Regions from separate parts of the Homo sapiens genome. Here region 2 is linked to region 1. The links are chromatin loops, found by intact Hi-C in ENCODE. Cell type or tissue: IMR-90. All regions are shown on one strand. Links, peaks and the distances in the headings refer to the core of each region. The heading gives the core; the rest is flanking DNA.

Region 1 (5,998 bases), core at 1,125-5,124:
CCAATATCTTCTTGATCTTGAACTCCAGGATGGGAGAAAGAGTGCCTAGTAGCTATGATGGTGCTTCAACGTGCAAATGCCCAGTAATCATCCGGCACCTTTCAAATACAACAATATGCTTCTGGCCATTGTTCTCTTGGAATCACTGTTGCTTATGTGACTTCTTATGTGAATTAAAGCCTTCATGGTACCTTTTTCCTATAAGTTCCTGGGAGAAACCTGGAGTCTAGGTGGGTTGATCTAATTAGGGCCACCAAGAGCAGTAGCAGGGCACTGGCCATTCTGCAATCGCTGTGGGTGCTCCATAGAAAGTTGCGGGGCCTGGAGAAATGCATGGAGTTGACAAGTCTGTTTAAAGATAGAGGAGCCCAGAGTAAAGATGTCTGTTTTCACCATTCTCATTGTTGTTTTTTGTTGAGATATACTTCAAGCGTGAAAACATTCATCCTCTTAAAATACATAAAGATTATTAGTACATTCACGGTTATACAACCCTCACCACTATCAGATTCCAGGATTTTTTCATCATCTAAAACAAACAAACAAACAAACAAACCACGTAACTACTGGCAGTCATTTCCCATTATCCCCTCCCCGCAAGTTCTGGAAATTACTAATCTACTTTTTGTCTTTATGAATTTGCCTATAATGGACATTTCATATAATTGGAATCATACAACGTGTGCCTTTTTGTGTTTGCCTTCTTTCAGTCAGCATACAGTTTTCAAGATACATCCATGTTTTAGCATGTGTCACTACGTCACTCCTTTTTATGGATAAATCAGTTCATTGCAGAAATATACCCATTTTGTTTATCCATTCATCAGTTGATGGACTTTTGGTTTGTTTCCACTTTTTGGCTAACATGAATAAAGTTAAAATGACATTTGTGTACATATTTTGTGGAAATATATGTTTTATATATCTAACTGTGGAATTGTTCAATCATATGGTCACTCTATGTTTAACTTTTTGTGAAATTGTCAAAATGTTTTTCCAAATGGCTGTACCATGTTACGTTCCAATGAGCAAAGTATAAGGATTTTAATTTCTCCACATTTTCACCAACACATGTTATTTTCCATTTTTATTATAGTCATTTTGAATTATAGGAAGCAGTATTTCATTGTGGTTTTGATTTGTAGTTTTCTAATAATGAATAGTGTTGAGCATCTTTTTATGTACTATTGACCATTTGTTTATCTACATTGAAATAATATCTTAATCCTAAGCCCATTTTTAATTATTCATCTTTTACTGTTGAATTATAAGGATTCTTTTTATATTCTGGATGATAGATACATATCAAATGTATGATTTGCAAATGTTTTCTCCCATTCTCTGATTTTTTTTTAGCTTCTTAACAGTGTTATTGAAAAGAAAAATGGGTTTCTTGATTTTGAAAACGTCCAATTAATCTATTTTTTCTTTTGTTGGTAAATTCGAAGTCAGTAATATTTATTTCTGTATTTTTCTTCAAAAAGTTTTACAGTTTTAGTTCTTATAGTTAAGTCTTTTATCTATTTTGATTTAATTTTTTGTATTATGTGAGATGAGTCTAAATTCACTCTTTTGCATGTTGATATCTAGTTGTCCTAGAATCATTTGTTGAAAAAACTAAAACACCACATGTTCTCACTCATAAGTGGGAGTTGAACAATGAGAACACATGGACACAGGGAGGAGAACATCACATACCAGGGCCTGTTGGGGGTTGGGGGGCTAGGGGAGGGATAGCATTAGGAGAAATACCTAATGTAGATGACGGGTTGATGGGTGCAGCAAACCACTATGGCACGTGTATACCTATGTAACAAACCTGCCCGTTCTGCACGTGTATCTCAGAACTTAAAGTATACTTTAAAAATTAAAAAAAAAAAAGGTAAAAACATTAATAAAGCAGAAAAAAATCAACTGCTTTTCTTCCCAGTAATCTCCTGCCCTACTTTTGTGGACATGATGGAATAACTTGAGACAAATGCCCTGTATACGGATAGTAGTGTTGTTTCTGCCCAATGGATGATGGAACATAACAGATGCCAGATAGAGAAGGAGTCGGGAGGAGCCTTGGAAATGTGGAAAGTAAAATACTCTGAGCCTTGGAAATGTGGAAGGGAAAATACTCTGTGAAGGAACATTGTTCTCAATATTTTGGGGCCATTTTTAGCTTGGAGCTAGCCTTTTAAGGGAGACACATCTGTCTTATATTTGATCATGAGATTGATTCTTTTTCTTTTAAGTTCTGATATGAAGTTTGAAAATTGGGATTTGAAACCAGGAAAAAAAACCTACATTACTGTAGTTTGCCCCTTTCCCCGTCAATCCTTGCCCCTTTCCCACCTACCCTCTCCAGTAGTTCCCAGTGTTTATTGTTCCCATCTTCATGTCCATATGTATCGAATGATTAACTCTCACTTATATATGAGAACATGCAATGTTCAATTTTCTGTTTTTACATTAATTTGCTTAGGGAGATGGCCTCCAGCTGCATTCATGTCACTGCAAAAGACATAATTTCATTATTTTTTTTATGGCTGCATGGAGTTCCTTGTTGATGTGCCACATTCTTTATCCACTATACTGTTTATGATCCCCTAGGTTGATTCCATGTCTTTGTTATTGTGAAGAGTGCTGTGATAAACATACAAGTGCATAGGTCTTTTCGGTAGAATGATTTATTTTCCTTTGTGTATATACCCAGTAGAGGGATTGCTAGTCTGAATGATAGCTCTGTTTTAAGTTGTTTGAGAAATCTCTCAACTGCTTTCCACAGGGGCTGAACTAATTTACATTCCCACTAACTGTGTATAAGCATTCCCTTTTCTCTGCAGCCTTGTCAGCATCTCTTTTATTTTTTCCTTGACTTTTTAATAGTAGCCATGGGAGTGATGTAAGTTGATATCTCACTGTGGTTTTCTTTTGCATTTTTCTCATGATTATTGGTATTGAGCATTTTTTTCATATGCTCGTTGGCTGCTTGTAAATCTTCTTTTGAGAAAATGTCTGTTTATATCACTATATCTTTTTAATGGGGTTGTTTTTTGTTGAATTGTTTAACTTCCTTATACATGTTGGATATTAGACCTTTGTTGCGTGTATAGTTTGCAAATATTTCCTCCCATTCTGTGGGTTTTCTGTTTGCTGTGTGGATAGTTTCTTTTGCTGTGTATAAGCTCTTTAGTTAATTAGGTTCTACTTGTCAATTTTTGTTTTTGTTGCAATTGCTTTTGGGGGCTTAGTCACAAATTATTTACCACAGCCAATGTCCAAAATGGTATTTCCTATCTTTTCTTCTAGGACTTTTATAGTTTAAGGTCTTACATTTAAATCTTCAGTTCATCTTGAGTTAATTTTTGTATATAGTAAATGATAGTGATCCAGTTTCATTCTTCTACATATGGCTAGCCAGTTATCCCAGCACCATTTATTGCACAGGGAATCTTTTCCTTTTTTATCATTTTGTTGACCTTGTTGAAGACAAAATGGCTGTAGGTGTGTGGCTTTCTTTCTGTGTTCTGTATTCTATTCCACTGGTCCATGTTTTTGTTTTTTGAACCAGTATCGTGGTATTTTGGTTATTGTAGCTTTATAGCATAGTTTGAACACAGGTAATGTGCTGACTCTGGATTTGTTGTTTTTGCTTAGGATTGTTTTGCCTACTTAAGATCTCTTTGGTTCCATATAAATTTCAGAAGAGTTTTTTTTCTAGTCTCTGCAAAATGATATTGGTATTTATAGGAATAACATTGAATCTGTAGATTTCTTTGGACAGTATGGCCATTTTAACTGCATTAATTATTCCAATCCATGAGCATGGGATGTTTTTTCATTCATTTGTGTAATTTCTGCTTCATTTCCCTAGTGTTTTGTAGTTTTCCTTGCAGAGATCATTCACCTCCTTGGTTAGATGTATTTCTAGGTACTTCATTATTTTTTGTGGCTATTGTAAATGGGATTGTGATATTATTTGGCTTTCAACTTGAATGTTATTGATATATAGAAATGCTAGTGATTTCTGTATGTTGATTTTTATCCTGCAAATTTACTGAAGTCGTTTATCAATTCTAGGAGTCTTTTGGCAGTCTTTAGGGTTTTTTAGGTATAGAATAATATCATCATGAAGAGAGGAAATTTGACATCTTCCTTTCCTAGTTAGAGATGTCTTTATTTCTTTCTCTCACCTGATTGTTTTGGCTAGGACATCCAGTACTATGTTAAATAGGATAGGTAAGTGTGGACATCCTCATGTTGTTCCAGTTCTCAAGAAAATGGTTTTGGCTTTTGCCCATTCAGTATGATGTTGGTTATTGGTTTGTCCTAGATGATTCTTATTATTTTGAGGTATGATCTTTCAATGCCTAATTTGTTGAGGTCAAAATATTTTCTAATGTACCTTTTTATTTCTTATTTGACTCGAAGTCTTTTAAGGATTGTGTTGTTAATTTCCACATATCTTGGAATCACCCAACTGTCTTTTGGTTATTGATTTGTGATTTCATTTCATTATAGTTGGAGAATAGACTTTGTATAATTTCAATATTTTAAATTGATTGAGACTTGATTTGTAGCATAAACTAGCATGTGATCCAACTTTGAGAAAGTCCACTTCCACTTGTGAAGAATGGGTGGTCTGCTATTGGTGGAATCTTTCAATGTTTAGAACAAAATCTCTATACTAAAATCCCAAACACTATTTATGTCTACAATGCTCTGTATGCTCAGGATACTGCCTATGTCTCTATCTTATATAGAATTCTTCCCCTTCTTCACTAGTGTCTGTTGATATTAGCACCTTATTTCTGTTCCTAAAATACCCCAGATTCCCAGTTCAAGGTCTTATACTTGCTATTCTGTCTACCTAGAATATTAAAAAACACAAATTAATGACATTCCCATGCTATATATTTTGATAATAGCATCACGTTTTATTTAAGAAATGATGTTTTATAATTCTCATTTTACATATAAGAAAACTGAGTTCTAAAGACATTCATATGTTTGTTCAATGTCACATACTAAAAATCTCTGAGAAAAACTGAAGAATTAATATATATTATTTCAAAATATGCCTAATGTTTCTTGTGTATGACATCACAGAGTCAGGATTCAAACCATGTGTGTTTGACTCCAGAGTCCAAATTTTTATCAGTGTCCAATTTTGCTACATTAGTATAAATGCCAAATAAAATGATATATGGAATACCTATTTGTACAATTTAAAGTTTCTTTAGATAGTCTAAATAAATGATGGATGGATAGGTAGTAAGGAGTATTCTTATTTAACTTCTAATCTTCTGGCTTAAACTTTCTTCTCTGAAATTTTTGCTCATATAGACGTGTGTGTGTGTGTTTGTATATATATATCAATGTACTTCTTTCTTACTACATCCTTTGCACACATTTTTCTCATTGTTTCAAATGTCATTGTAAAAATGGAACAAATCTTTACTCATTCCTCAAGTCTCAGCTCAAATTCCTCTTCTGTGAAGCAGACAGAATCCCATGGGTAGATTTAGAACATTTTCTCTGATATTCTTATTACATTTTGTACCCATATCATTAAAAGTATTATAATATAATTGATTGATTAAAAACACAAACTGTGGGAATTGAGTTCAAATTCAAATGCAGCTACTTATTAACTATGTGACTTTGGGCAAGTATCTTAAATATTTTGTGCCTCAGCATTCTCAGCAGCAAAATGTGAGAAATCATAGCATGGATCTCCTTAAGTTGTAAGCAATATGATACATTTAAAGTTACTTAGAACAGTTCCTGGCAATTGGAAAATATGAAATATTACCTCTCTTTATATACGTTTATTATACACACAGATTATATTAATATATTTATAAATTTTTATTATTGCAACTGTATACTTGTAAGTGTTCCTACTAGTTTACTTATTTTACTTACTTTTTGAAGGCAAAAATGGCACTCTGTTTTTTTAAAACCATAGTTCTTCTCTCTTTATATGCACACAATAAAAATTAAATAT
Region 2 (5,998 bases), core at 976-4,975, 1.3 Mb after region 1:
ATTGCAGAATTTGATACAGTGGAAGATCTGCTCAAGTACTTCAATCCAGAGTCATGGCAAGAAGATCTTGAGAATATGTATCTGGACACCCCTCGGTATCGAGGCAGGTCATACCATGACCGGAAGTCAAAAGGTAAGAGACAGACACTTGTACATTCTTCATAAGCACATAGAAATCTTAACAGTACAAGCTGAGTATCCCTTATCCAAAGTATTTGAAACCAGAAGTCTTTTGGATTTTGGATGCTTTTTGGATTTTGGAACATTTACATTTATACTTGCTGGCTCAGTATCCCTAATCCAAAAATCTGAACTCCAAAATGTTCCAGTGAGCATTCCCTTTGAGAATCATGTTGGTGCTCAAAAAGTTTTGGATTTTGGATCATTTCAGAGTTTAGATTTTTGGACTAGGGACATAACCTGTAATAATGAGTAAGGATTAGCAGTACAATATATTTAACTCACTTAGATCAGGTGGTTACTATCAGTCCATTGTCATGTTTCACAGCACTTTCAAATGAAGTTCTGCATTTTGCCCAAACTGTGTTTTTTTTGCATCAGACTAAGAAGGGTTTGGTCCCGTGAAAGATATATAGGTCATAGTTTGGAGCTGGATGAGATCTTATAAAAATTATCTGAACCAGCTTCTTATTTTTTGGCAAGCAAGGCATTATTAGCCCCAATTTTACAGTGGAGACAGACAAGTCAGAGGAAGTAAGTAATTTGCCAATGTCTGTGTGGTTAGTTAGCAATGAAGAAGAATGAGGATCCTGGTCTCTTGCCTACAAGAACAGTGCTTGTGTAATTGATAGTTTTGCCTCTCTGATAGGTGTGAAGATTGGTTTAGTCCAGGGATGTCAGTGTTGGCAGGAGAGAACCCTGTTAAAGCAACAGCCAAAACTTTGTTGGAAAATTTCAATTCTACCTTCTAGATCTGATATCTGCTTGGTGCCTGGGTGGTTTATGTGCTCGAGATATAAATGTCTCAAGGCAGAGGAAAAGAAGGTCTGGAATAGTTTGGAGATGTGTGAGAGCACATATTCAATTAGAAACTTCAGGAAAGTACAATAAGGGGAGAACCGAGAGGAACATTAAGGCAGAGAGAACATCATGAGTTAAAACAATGCTTAAACTAAAAAAATAAATATCCAGGTCTTACATCTGAGTGATATGATCTTAGGATGAGAATGTTTATTGGCATGTAAAACTCCAATTAATAAAGATATGAAATATAGTTGCCTCTTATTGAATAAAACAGTTACTTCTAGTCTGTTATGTCCTTTCCTTATTTGATAAGGTTTGTTATAATTGAAATGTTCCCTAAAAGGTCTCGAAAGGCTGGTTTGCATTGTAGATATAAAGGTATTTCACCAAGATACAGCTTGTTTCCTGCACTTTGAAATATTAAGAATACTTTTAAGAACTGTGAACCTGGGCTGCTTTAGCACAACCATTTATAACATTTGGGACAAAATGACTAATTAGTTAACTCCTGCCTGGGCCTTCTGCTTATGGCTTAGCTAAGAGGGGGACAAGAAAGTCACTGGTGGCCCTGGTGTTATGGAGATATGCCATGTGCAGATCACTATAGCCCTGAATCTCTCCAGGGCACAGATTGGATTCAATTTAAAGAAAAAATTGCTTTTCTGTAAGACATTGCTGTGTTTGGATCTCTACTAGGTCAACTTAAAAGAAAGTAAAATATGCACATATTTTGAAAACCCCAGAGGAAATTTTATATAAAAATAGTATTGGACAAACGAGCAATAAAAGCTGACTCTGTCTTCAGCAATTCAAGGGACAGCCCTTCTTGGCATCTTTTTTTCTGGAAATATTAAAATTTTGAAATCACCTAAATCCATTACTTTTTTTCCCCCTAGAAATTGTGTTGAGTTGGAGGCAGGAGGCCTGGATTCAAATTCTAACCCTGCCACTTACAAGTTTTGTGATTTTTTTTTTAGCAGGCACCCTGATCTCAGTTTTCTTATTGGCAATGTGTGTGCAATAACACCTACTTCTGGGGACTGCTTCTGGTGCCATCAAGAGCACCTGACACTTGATACGTGTTCAAAAATTGTTAGCTAGCTATAATGACTTAGAATTCTGAAATATGTTTGCATTACTTCCTTGGTGAAGCCTACCTTGTCCCTTATTCTGTGATGTAGTCCCTGTGATGTCTACCCACCCCCTAACCTGGTAAAGTTAGGAGCACTTAAGACACCACCTCATTTTGTATGTCCTACTGCTGCACTGTTATTGTACTGTTGTGTTTCCTCTAAGAGGATCTGGGATCCCAGCACCTCCTATGGTTCTCCACTCTGGCTGAATATTTAATACCTGAGGGAGCTTTGAAAAACTTCAGATGCCTAGTCCCACCCCAGATACATTGACTCAGAATCTCAATGGGGTGAGACTGGGATATATATTGATATTATTTATGGTTCCTAGGAGAGTGATCCTTAGAGACAGCCAGTGTCAAGAAACACTACTTTAGAGATTGTTCATCCTGTATCTGCAGTACTTGGAACAGTCTCTGACATATTTTAGATGCTCAATTAATGTTTGTGGGATGGAATATATTACTAATCCAGTGTTAGCCTATTTCTAAAGTTTATAGAAACCACCCCATAGACTGGAGAGGGTAGCTTTATTAAAAATGTCTTTGGTTACCGAAATAACCTTGCAAGAGCATTCAAGGTGACATACTACTTGATGTTTGTGACAAAGTAAACATCGTCTCTCTCCCCTGCTGGCTTAGGTTGCATTTCTTAATCTCTTGTTTAAAATGGCCCTAAGGCATTTTTGTACCATTTAATTTAACCCTGGCAAGTCACCACTGTCTCTGCTCTTGTATAAATGTGCTGATTTAATTATTTATCATTCCATTGATGCTGAATCACCTGCATGTATCACAAAAACAAGGGAAGTCAGGTTTAATATTTCAGCTGGTATTTTCTGCTTTGAGAACTTAAAAATACAAATTCATGGCTTGTATGCCAATGTATGAGGAGGGGAGCAGTGAATAAACAGTGAAAACAGGAAAATAGCGATGGATAATGGAAGTCCATTAGGTGTCAAATAAAACTTTGCCTTTTCAGGATCTCCAAAAAGTCTCCTTCTATCAGTATAATAATTTCTTAATGATGTTGTGCAGAAGCAAGCTCATCATTTATGAATATCTTTTGAGCATCCATTCTTCTGATTTGTCCAGACAGATGGAAAGTGGTATTTTTCATGATTGCAAAGAGCAGGATTCTAAGATGACATTTGAATGTGAATATACAAAACACAGAGTTTTATGAACTCTGAAATAGAATGCAGACACACTGAGTAAAGAACTTATAATGAATCAGGAATATTTAAAATATGAAGGTTCATATTTTACAATTAAATGATGTGTTTTGCTTCTTTTTATTTAGTAGAAGGGAGGTGAGGTGGTAAGTGAGCTTTTTGTTCTCTTCAAGAAGAGTTGAAAATGGCGAATGCAAAAGAACAGTAAAGTTTTGGTGAGGAAAGAGAGAGAGAGGAAACAGATAAAATTACCAAGTATTGAAACCAGGATGTCAACGCAATAATGTCTACATTTTTAAAATTCACAAGTAATAGATAAGCTCAAACTTGTCTGTAAAAGCTTCTGGAGTGAAGATAATATAACAAGTTAATATATTCAACTTTCAGTTTCCTAGGGGGTAATGGAGAAAAGGGTAGCGTATATAATTGAAATCTGTAGATAACTGTAGTTTCAAACCTAATTTTTGCCAGTAGTTTCAGCCTCATGCTTTTAACCTCAAAGCTGCCCAGAAGTTAATTTTTTAAAAATCAGTATTTTAAGTTCAAATTGCATTTACTTTTTATGGTAGATATACTAATAATGAGTATCGGAAGTGTGCATAAAATTAAGTGAAATTATATGGGTGTTCTTTCTGTAAGCTACATAAATACTCCTTAAATTGCTGCATTACCACTGCAGTTTAACTAAAACTAAACTACAATTCATTGAAAACATATGCCTCCAGGGCAATCAGGCAGGAGAAGGAAATAAAGGGTATTCAATTAGGAAAAGAGGAAGTCAAATTGTCCCTGTTTGCAGATGACATGATTGTATATCTAGAAAACCCCATCATCTCAGCCCAAAATCTCCTCAAGCTGATAAGCAATTTCAGCAAAGTCTCAGGATACAAAATCAATGTACAAAAATCACAAGCATTCCTATACACCAATAACAGACAAACAGAGAGCCAAATCACGAGTGAACTCCCATTCACAATTGCTTCAAAGAGAATAAAATACCTAGGAATCCAACTTACAAGGGACATGAAGGACCTCTTCAAGGAGAACTACAAACCACTGCTCAATGAAATAAAAGAGGATACAAAGAAATGGAAGAACATTCCATGCTCATGGGTAGGAATAATCAATATCGTGAAAATGGCCATACTGCCCAAGGTAATTTATAGATTCAATGCCATCCCCATCAAGCTACCAATTACTTTCTTCACAGAATTGGAAAAAACTACTTTAAAGTTCATGTGGAACCAAAAAAGAGCCCACATCGCCAAGTCAATCCTAAGCCAAAAGAACAAAGCTGGAGGCATCATGCTACCTGACTTCAAACTACACTACAAGGCTACAGTAACCAAAACAACATGGTACTGGTACCAAAACAGAGATATCAACCAATGGAACAGAACAGAGCCCTCAGAAATAATGCCGCATATCTACAACTATCTGATCTTTGACAAACCTGAGAAAAACAAGCAATGGGGAAAGGATTCCCTATTTAATAAATGGTGCTGAGAAAACTGGCTAGCCCTATGTAGAAAGCTGAAACTGGATCCCTTCCTTACACCTTATACAAAAATTAATTCAAGATGGATTAAAGACTTAAATGTTAGACCTAAAACCATAAAATCCCTAGAAGAAAACCCAGGCAATACCATTCAGGACATAGGCATGGGCAAGGACTTCATGTCTAAAACACCAAAAGCAATGGCAACAAAAGCCAAAATTGACAAATGGGATCTAATTAAACTAAAGAGCTTCTGCACAGCAAAAGAAACTACCATCAGAGTGAACAGGCAACTTACAGAATGGGAGAAAATTTTTGCAACCTACTCATTTGACAAAGGGCTAATATCCAGAATCTACAATGAACTCAAACAAATTTACAAGAAAAAAACAAAGAACCCCATCAAAAAGTGGGTGAAGGATATGAACAGACACTTCTCAAAAGAAGGCATTTATGCAGCCAAAAAACACATGAAAAAATACTCATCATCACTGGCCATCAGAGAAATGCAAATCAAAACCACAATGAGATACCATCTCACACCAGTTAGAATGGCAATCATTAAAAAGTCAGGAAACAACAGGTGCTGGAGAGAATGTGGAGAAATAGGAACACTTTTACACTGTTGGTGGGACTGTGAACTAGTTCAACCATTGTGGAAGTCAGTGTGGTGATTCCTCAGGGATCTAGAACTAGAAATACCATTTGACCCAGCCATCCCATTACTGGGTATATACCCAAAGGATTATAAATCATGCTGCTATAAAGACACAAGCACATGTATGTTTATAGCAGCACTATTCACAATAGCAAAGACTTGGAACCAACCTAAATGTCCAACAACGATAGACTGGATTAAGAAAATGTGGCACATATACACCATGGAATACTATGCAGCCATAAAAAATGATGAGTTCGTGTCCTTTGTAGGGACATGGATGAAGCTGGAAACCATCATTCTCAGCAAACTATCACAAGGACAAAAAACCAAACACCGCATGTTCTCACTCATAGGTGGGAATTGAACAATGAGAACACATGGACACAGGAAGGGGAACATCACACACTGAGGACTGTTGTGGGGTGGGGGGAGGGGGGAGGGATAGCATTAGGAGATATACCTAATGTTAAATGACGAGTTAATGGGTGCAGCACACCAACATGGCACATGTATACATATGTAACAAACCTGCACATTGTGCATATGTA

What was found. A loop is a pair of places that touch in the nucleus more often than their neighbours do. Peaks named below come from ENCODE experiments on the same cell type or tissue, not always from the same donor. Only the 100,000 strongest peaks of a DNase experiment are listed, where the experiment ranks them.
Region 2: it touches region 1 in a loop (4-fold over the local background); 1 of 110 quality-filtered maps calls a loop at or near these places.

The regions. Positions count from the first base shown.
Region 1 is chr11:105,233,695-105,239,692 of GRCh38, reverse strand. All of the region lies in intron 4 of LOC105369468 (a long non-coding RNA gene), which reads left to right. Among named protein-coding and RNA genes, the nearest start is that of CARD18, 97 kb to the right of the region's middle. In IMR-90, for the core only: no CTCF peak of the experiment used is centred there; a DNase peak (open chromatin) is centred at 2,802; H3K27ac peaks cover 1,529 bases.
Region 2 is chr11:103,937,587-103,943,584 of GRCh38, reverse strand. It overlaps PDGFD (platelet derived growth factor D), which reads left to right. Exons shown (of 7, transcript NM_025208.5): 5 at 1-133. Among named protein-coding and RNA genes, the nearest start is that of PDGFDDN, 34 kb to the right of the region's middle. In IMR-90, for the core only: no CTCF peak of the experiment used is centred there; a DNase peak (open chromatin) is centred at 2,874.